Regions from separate parts of the Homo sapiens genome. Here region 1 is linked to region 2. A link is an interaction called in ENCODE POLR2A ChIA-PET data of the cell type or tissue named here. Cell type or tissue: GM12878. All regions are shown on one strand. Each heading gives the region's core, and the rest is flanking DNA. Links, peaks and the distances in the headings are about the cores only.

Region 1 (4,402 bases), core at 125-4,124, 52 kb after region 2:
AAGCTCATAATTCATGGTAACTCTTTTAGGCTAAATAAGATTATCAACATCATGACATTTTCTCCTTGCTAGATCTTCATTTTATATAGAGATTCTTCCCTTAGGAATAAAAAAAATCAGAGAAAAAATTTCATTATATATTAGGTACAGTAAATGAGTGAATTATAACTATACCTTTATTAACATTTTAGTTGTATTACAGTCAACAAGGAAAAAATGGTCTAAGGAGATACATTATGTTTGCAATGTTAACTCTTTCACATAACCAGTCTCTTTTTTTTCCCCTGAGTAAATGCATTTTATCACATTTTCTTGCAAATTTGTATCTTCTTTTCTTCCCTGCACAAGAAAAGTTTAACCCACTTACATTCTTTAAGAAAGCATTGATGAGACTAGAAATGATCAGTATTACAGATGTCAAATTAATGTAACATATTCCTTCAATCCAACATGCATTGAGCATCTACTACATGCCAGGTGCTCTGTTAGATGCTGGGGATACAAGTTAAATAAGATGCATAGGCCCTTAACTCAAGGAGGTGGCAATCTATTGGAGAAGATACTGACAAACAGAATAAAATGTGAGCTTTTTATTGTGGAAGTATAGCAGTTGGAACTCTTTGGTTGCAAATGACAGAAAACATGATTCAAACTGGCTTAAACAACAAAGAAATGAACTGGTTCACATGACAAAATTGGAGAAGGGGGAATGGTACATACAGCGTATCTCAATCCAGAGATTCAAGTGACGTCACCGGGATTGGTTTGTGCACCTATCTTAGGTCTACCTTCATCTGCATTGGATTTGTTCTCAAGCTCCAGTGAAGACTGGCAACTCCCAGCTCATTTCTTACTATGTATTATTTGAGGAGATTACTCTTTTAGTAACTCACATTGACAGAAGGGTCAGATTTGTAGAAGTTAATAATGCATCTTTATTTTGTCTTTCCTTTCCTCTTGGTTCTGCACTTCTGCTTTCCAGAATCATATTTCTAAGTAAACTTCCGGTACATAAGTCTTTGTCTCAGGCTCTGCTTTGGAGAGACCCAACCTATGACTGGGATGTTATTCCAGCACACATTAACCCCTAAATTTGCCCCGATCTATTATTGCAGACTCCCAACAACCATGCGTCTACAATGTAGTCATGGTCCCCTGGTCATACCTGATAAAACTAGGGAAAGAAGCCTAACAGACAAGGTGGGCAACTCAGAAATTTCCCCAGGGGTTGATGGGAAATGGACTGAGGAAAAGTTGTTCTCACTGTGGTGGACGAAGCTTAATGACTCGCTTTGCAACTTTACTGGAGCACATTCAGTGAGCTGATGGTCAGAACTGAGGAACTTCATCCATAAGCAGTTGTCAAACCATTGGGAGTTGGAAATAGACCACGGTGAAAGTACCTACATTAGAAAAATCAGCAACTGTTACAAATCCAGTCTTTTTCCACCCAGACAGCCAATTTGCTAGCACACCACTGCCTTCTTCCCTTTGTAGTATTCTAACACCTGAGAAAGGATGAGTGCCTTTGTTCTGTTTACAGAGCAAAGTACAGATGAAGCAATACGGGTCAGGCAAAATCAAATAATCTCCAAACTAAGAGCTTTGTTAACTCCTGTTGGGGCACACAACTTTGGGCTGAGGTCTCTCCTGAAATGAAGACCTCGCCTGAAACGAATTCTTCTTATGAAATAATTTTCTCTGGGCCCACAGGGCAGGTTCCAATTGATCTAGTAACCTATTATTGGGCTTAGAAACTAAACTGAGCTTGCCAGAGACCATCTTTGGTCTGGTCTAGTTAGTACCAGGAGACAAAGGACAAGTGACAACACAGGTCCACGAATTAACAAAAGACAGGAGAGACATGGGACTGTGCCACCCACAATCTGAAGCCATGACCTCACCACTGCTTAGCAAACCTCAGTGTATTGCTTGATGTCACTAGTAACACAAACCAGTCCTCCTCCTATGAGGAGGAACATGCCACAGGAATAGGAAGAAGGATGGAATTGCTTCCTCTGTTGGGGTTCAGAAACCAAAACATGGCACTTCGATATGCTGAACTGAAGAAGCAGCCTTAAGGTTTATTTGACCTTCCCCCTACCTCCTTTCGCTCAATCCTGTCTCTCTCAAAGCACAAGGTGAAGTTGTTCTCTGAAGATCCCTTGTCTGCCTGAAGTCTAGACCTGGCAATAAAGGAAACAATGACCACTGTTTTCTTCTTTGAATTTTTATTAACCGAACTAATACACAGGAAGAAAAGCTGAAGTCTGTCAACAAACCTGGACAGAATTTTGTCACAAACCATCGTAGGCTCTTCAGGCCCAATAGATTTTGTCCCAGGCCATTATATGTTCTCTAAGCCCATTGAATTCCCCTGAAAATCAGTTACTACCCTCCAAAAATCATCCACACTTTTCCATTTCCCTTCCCCAGTTACCCATTGGGATACTGGGTAATCACTCTGTGGTTTTTCTCCTGTGCACACTAATAAATTTGGATGCCATTTCTCCTATTAATCTGCCTTTCGTCAGTCGATTGTTCAGCAAACCTTCAGAGGGCAAAGGAAGAGTTTTACCTTGGCTCTTACACCTTCAATACTGCTTCCTTCTGGAGAGAAAAGGAGAAGAGTCTACTCCTCAATAAAAATTTGCAGCTGCCATGTTATCTGCCATGAGATCTGAGGAGCAGAGGAAGCCACTGCTGAAGGGAAGAATGAAGCACAACATGAGATGGAGAGCACTGCTGCTTTAGGTTCCTGGTAGCTTTCAGTTCCTTCGGAGGCCCAGCACGTAAAGCACTTAGTACAGTATGGAGAATGGCATTCTATGAAAGTTGATGACTATTAATGCCAGCATACTATTGTCGATGACTATTAATGCCAGCATACTATTTCAGAGATTGTAATTTTTAATTCATTTAGTCAATCTCCTCCTACTAAATATTTAGACTGCACTTTTAGTTCTCTCTCCAATATATGTATATATATCAGAGAAAGAGAATTATATAATCGTGTGTTTGTGTGTGTGTGTAATTATTCTGGCACTCATTAAGCCAGTAAGGAAGACTTTATTCAAGACTATTTATAGCCAAGGAACAGAGTGAGGGGATCAGTGGATGGAAAATTACTAAGAGGAGACATCAAGGTAGGAGGATTCTTACTAAACTGACCTAACAGGATTCTTGCTAAAGGTGGGCCAAGGACTTATAAATCAAAGGTAGGGGATGAACTTGGTCACATATCAAGGGTGACCCAATATGAGTGGGACAGGGGGAGGGCACAGATTTTTACTGAACTGGGCTATGCAAGAACAGGACACGCATACAGGAAGCCAAGGTCAGAGCTAGTTGAGAAGAGGACTCAAAAGCATAACTAAAATTTGGTCAAGGAGGGAGTCTTCGTTGAGAGAGAAAAAAATTTTTTTGATTAAAACAAATGTCTAGTAATACAATTCAGTGAACATGTATGAAGCATTTTCATAATTTTTGTTACACAGTATCAATGGATTTTTGAAAGAATTGAGCCTATTTGCAGTACAAATACGTGACAGTATGAGTTTGTCCAATTTTTCACAGCCTTTTTTGATCAATTCATAATATATGTAAGTATACAGAATTCTTCAGCCATTCAGAAAAGAAAAGGTGTAAGCACAATCATCCAATTTTTTTGTTTTATGAACAAAATTGGATGTTTTCCTCATTAAACTTACAGTGCTTTTGAAGTTATTTTGGAGTTGCAGCTTCTGTAACAGAGGTCAGGCATTCTTGTTCTCTTTGTTGTCTGAAGTACACTCTGGAGTTTATCTTATATGAAATGGTTTCCACTTTCTAACCATTTGTTCCAGTAAAATCTAGACCACTGCTACATGCAAGAGAATCAATTTCCTGATATTAATAGTCTGCATGTTTGTTTTTTTCTAACTGACCCAATCAGGAGCAAGGTAACTCCTCAGTCACAGTTTATTTTTCTGCCCAGCCTTTGAACCATTTACTAGGTATTTATCTAGTCATTTTCTTCATTCAGCTTCCTTCCCATGTGCCTTATATATAATCACTTGAAGCAGCACAGCAGACGCAGGTTTAATAAGATAGCTCTCACTATCTTTGCCAGATGCAACGTTTTCCAGTTTTCTCTTAGAAAATGCAAACAATTGGAAACAGTTATAACAACGCAGTTTACCCCACACAGATAACTCGAACACTATCACTAGAGGATTCCACAGTGAAGTGCCCATGGTATGGAGAACAATATTTCCCTGTTCTTTCACTGAAATACCTCTGCATTATTTTCCTAAAACAGAGAACTACTAACTTGGACAAAGGGCAGGCAGTTCATGCCATCCATCCTGTGCAGTCACAATAGCTAATTATAACAGCCAACCTTTATTGAGCCCTGGCAATA
Region 2 (4,402 bases), core at 186-4,185:
ACTAATAGTTATTATCCTTAAATCACTTCTGAGCAATTAATTTTAACTTTTTAACCAACTGTACTACTACTACTAATAATAATAATACTCATTTTTCTTTCTTCAACCCTCTCTGCAGGAAGTTTTAATGTGAAAAATAATTTAAGTCATTAAAACAATAAATACTCTGAATTGAGGTGTAATGGGTGACCTTTATGATAGTTTCTTCTCACTAGAGAGATTGACTCACAAGTTACATAAATACTTAGAAAAGATATCTATGGGGGAATTCAAACATCAGATAATGATTGAACTTTTTGAATTTACCATTTCAACCTTGAAATCCTGTAATTCTAAATTCCACTTGCTGAGTAAGTAGATTCTGAACAACCAAAAGTTGCCTGTTCCCTCCTTGCCACCTCACCTCTGAAATATGCCCTGTAATTTACTTACATTCACAATGGTTCATTAAAGTAACCATAACAAAGCTTACAGTTAATGATAAATTACAAGAAAACTAGCTCTTTAGTCTAACATTGTGTGGATTATCATTTGGATTTGTAAAAAATTATTATGTATATAGGTATTATAATGTTTATTACCCTTGTCTGGGCTTACTTATATTTTAACAAAACGAATAGTTATTCTTTATATTCCTAAAGTGTTAAGATAATGGACAGCCTGAGAAATGATAACAGTGACCCCCCTCCAACAGGAAAGACTGGGTTGAAAACACAGTGAAGATATAGCCCACATTTTATAAATCTTTGATTAAAACAGAAGAGTCATCAGTAAGATCAGTAAAAAGAAAAGGATGTCTCCTTTCATAACTTCTATTCAGCATTATACTGAAGGTTCTAGCCACGGCAATTAAACAAGAAAAAGAAATTAAAGACATCCAAACTGAAAAGAAGTAAAACTAACTCTATTTACAAATGACATGATCTTGTATATAGAAAATCCTAAGGAATACACACATATACACACACACACAAACTATTAGAGCTAATAAATTAGTTCAGTGAGGTAACAGGACACAAGATCAATATACAAAACTCAATTATATTTCTGTACACTAGGAATGAATAATCTGAATATAAAATTAAGAAAATAATTCCATTTAAAATAACACTAAAAGGAATAAAATACTTAGAAATAAATTAAAGAGTTGCAACACTTTGTACTAAACACTACAAAACACCATTGAAACAAATTTTAAAAGGCCTAATTAAATGGAGAAACATTTTATCATCACCGGTCAGAAGACTTAATTTTTTTAAATGGTGATACTCTACAAATTATCTAGAAATTCAATGAAATCCTTATCAAAATCTCAGCTGGCTTTTTTTTTGAACAAATTGACAAGCTTATATCATAATTCATATAAAAATTTAAGGAATATAGAATAGCCAAAAAATAATAAAAAATGAGGATCAAACTTGTTTGACTTATATTCCCAGATTTCAAAACTTGGCATAAAGATAGACATACAGATTAATGAAATAGACTTGAGAGTTCAAACACAAACTCATACATTCATTAATGAGGTAACTAATTTTCCACAAGGGTGCCAAGACTATTGAGTGGAGAAAGAATAGTCTTTTTCAACAAATGGTCCTGTGACAACCAGATATCCACATGAAAAGAATGAATTTGGACCCCTAACTAACACCACATACAAAAATTAACTCAAAAGAGATCAAAGGCCTAAATATCCAGCTAGGATTATAAAACTCTTAGAACATAACATCGGTATAAATCTTCATGACCTTGGATTAGACAATGGTTTCTTAGATTTAACACCTAAAGCATAAGAAAGAAAAGTGTATATACATTTGACTTCATCAAAATTAAAAACATTTTTACCTTAAAGGATACTTTTCAGAAAATGAAAAGACAGCTCACAGATACAAAAAGATATTTGCAAATCATGTATTCAGTAAAGCTCTAGTATCCAGAATATATACAGAAGTTGTATGATTCAACAATTTAAAAAAAAAAACAATTTAAAAACGAACAAAGAGCTTGAATAGACATTTATCCAAAGAAGACATACAAATGAACAATAAGTACATGAAAAGTCATTCAAGATTGTTAGTCATTAGTGTTAGTCATTGGGGGAATAAAAACCACAGTGAAATATTACTTCACAGCCACTAGGATGGCTATAATGAAAGGAGGAACAAGATGTGTCGGCAAAGGTGAAGAAATTGAAAACCTCACACATTGCTGTTGAAATGCAAAATAGTATAGCCACTTGGAAACAGTTTGTCACTTCCTCAAAAAGTTAAACACAGAGTTACCATATGACCCAGCAATTCCACTCCTGTATATATAACCCCCAAATTGAAAATGTACATTCACAGAAAAATTGTACAGAAATGCTCAGAGCAGCATTATTCACAATAGCCAAAAAGTGGAAATAACCAAAATGTTCACCAACGGATGTCTGGATAAGCAATATCATTAGATAAATAATAAATTAGAATATCATTCAGCCATAAAAAGGGATAAATTACTGATGCTTGCCAAAACTTGGATGAATCTTGAAAACATTATGTTAGGTGAAAAAAGTCAGACACAAAAGGCCACATATTGTAGGATTCTATTTATAGCAAATGACTAGAAGAGGCAGATCTCTATTACAAGGACAAAAGGTAGATTAGTGTTTTTGCCAAGGGCTTGGGGGAATGGGGGCATGGGGAGTGACTGCTTATAGGTTTGGGGTTTTTCAATGATAAAAATGTTCTGAAATTAGATAATGGTGAGGAGTACACAACCTTGTGAATATACTAAAAACTACTGAATTGTACATTTTATTTAAAGGGGCAGGTTTTATGGTATGGGAATTGTATCTTAATTCAAAAATAATGAAAAAGAAAGATCAAACTACTTACAGTAGATCAAACCACCTGTAGTTATCTGTGAACACACTTGACTTATGCTTGCAACCAGTGCTATCAAACTATCAGTGGTTTAGAACCAATTTTTTTTTCAATTTCCTCTCAGTTTTGGACCAATACTTTTAAAACTACAATAGGAAGAAATTACTAGCAGAACAAAATAAACACACTTAAAATTACTCTGTTAAATTGCTATGAGAGTTCCTAAAAGTTTACTCTCAATTGCCGTGCTTATTTCATTATGGACTGGGTAAGAAACAGTTTGTAGGTCAGCATGGGTCCATGGCCCACACTTTGAGTATCACTGTTTTAGACTATATATTCTTCAAGGACAGAGGCATGTTTTATTCACCTCTGAATCTGCTCAGGTAGCGCAAAATGGGCACGGGTAGGAAAGATTGCTCACTGGTTAAATTGAACCAATCAACCTACTTCTAATGGCAGCTTCAGCAATAAACAAATCAATCGATTCAGGCCACCAGTGTTAGAAACTTGCTAGGATCAGCTCAACTCCTAATCAATCGTGTATAGGGCCATGGGTTCATAATAACAACATTATGCTTCCACATTAAATGGCAAATGTGCTTTCTTCATTTCACATGTTTATACCTTACCTCCATTAAGTGGGTGGCATCATTTAGGAAATAAATAACATATAATCAAAACAAAGCCAAAAATAGAGGCAAGAATCCTTTCAGCTCTCAAGTGGCAAATCATTTCAGTGTTGAACTTTGATATACAATTCATAGATTATTTACAGAAAGTGCTTTCTAATGTTGCTAAGAATAGCCCTAGTTTTTTGTTTTTTGTTTTTTTTTAAGATGGAAAACAGTGTGGAATTTGAAAAATGTTTTAAAATTCCTTTACCTGAAATGCCAGCAATTATGCAAGTAGCTACCAGACCAAGAGAGTGTTTGCGAAACAGAGTTGAAAACTGGGCTAGGGTACCGTAACAGATTTTCTAATACCTGTTCATTATTATTGCAAAGGGCATGTGGAGCTATTATTTTAAATCTCTACACACCCTATCAGCTAGTCTGAGAGGATTTTAGCTGACAAGGCCCTGGGAACAAGATTTTTTCAGGCTTAGTTATGTGGCTGATTCTATCTGAGGCCTGAAAAAATACACTCCATTTACTTGATCACCGCCAGAGAGGAAACAAAGATTCCTATGTGTGGCCCCCTTTAAAGAAGTGGAACAGTGCTATGCTAGGTACAACAGAGTCAGCCAGCCTGGAACAGAAGCCACAGCAGCTTTGCCCAGATTAGAGCTGTAATTCCACGTTCCAAAATGTCTGGCCACCAAAGGACAGCCTTTTCATAGGAGTGTGTTATTACTTTTTATTTGTTAGAGGGGATGTTATTCTACTTCCTGAAAGAAATAAATAAAGTGAGATTATGTGAGTCTGGCCAACTTTATATCCTTACATATTAACACTTAATTAGGTAACTCTGATTTATTATACTGCTGAAGAATTTGTAAAGCAAGTAAATGGCTACATAAAGTTTCTCACATAAAT

What was found. Peaks named below come from ENCODE experiments on the same cell type or tissue, not always from the same donor. Only the 100,000 strongest peaks of a DNase experiment are listed, where the experiment ranks them.
Region 1: POLR2A ChIA-PET joins it to region 2 with 6 read pairs; 4 of 35 experiments call an interaction of 5 or more read pairs at or near these places.

What each region holds. Positions count from the first base shown.
Region 1 is chr4:102,440,863-102,445,264 of GRCh38, forward strand. All of the region lies in intron 2 of NFKB1-AS1 (NFKB1 antisense RNA 1), which reads right to left. Among named protein-coding and RNA genes, the nearest start is that of NFKB1, 58 kb to the right of the region's middle. In GM12878, for the core only: no CTCF peak of the experiment used is centred there; no DNase peak of the experiment used is centred there.
Region 2 is chr4:102,388,469-102,392,870 of GRCh38, forward strand. No RefSeq gene overlaps it. Among named protein-coding and RNA genes, the nearest start is that of SLC39A8, 45 kb to the left of the region's middle. In GM12878, for the core only: no CTCF peak of the experiment used is centred there; a DNase peak (open chromatin) is centred at 2,183.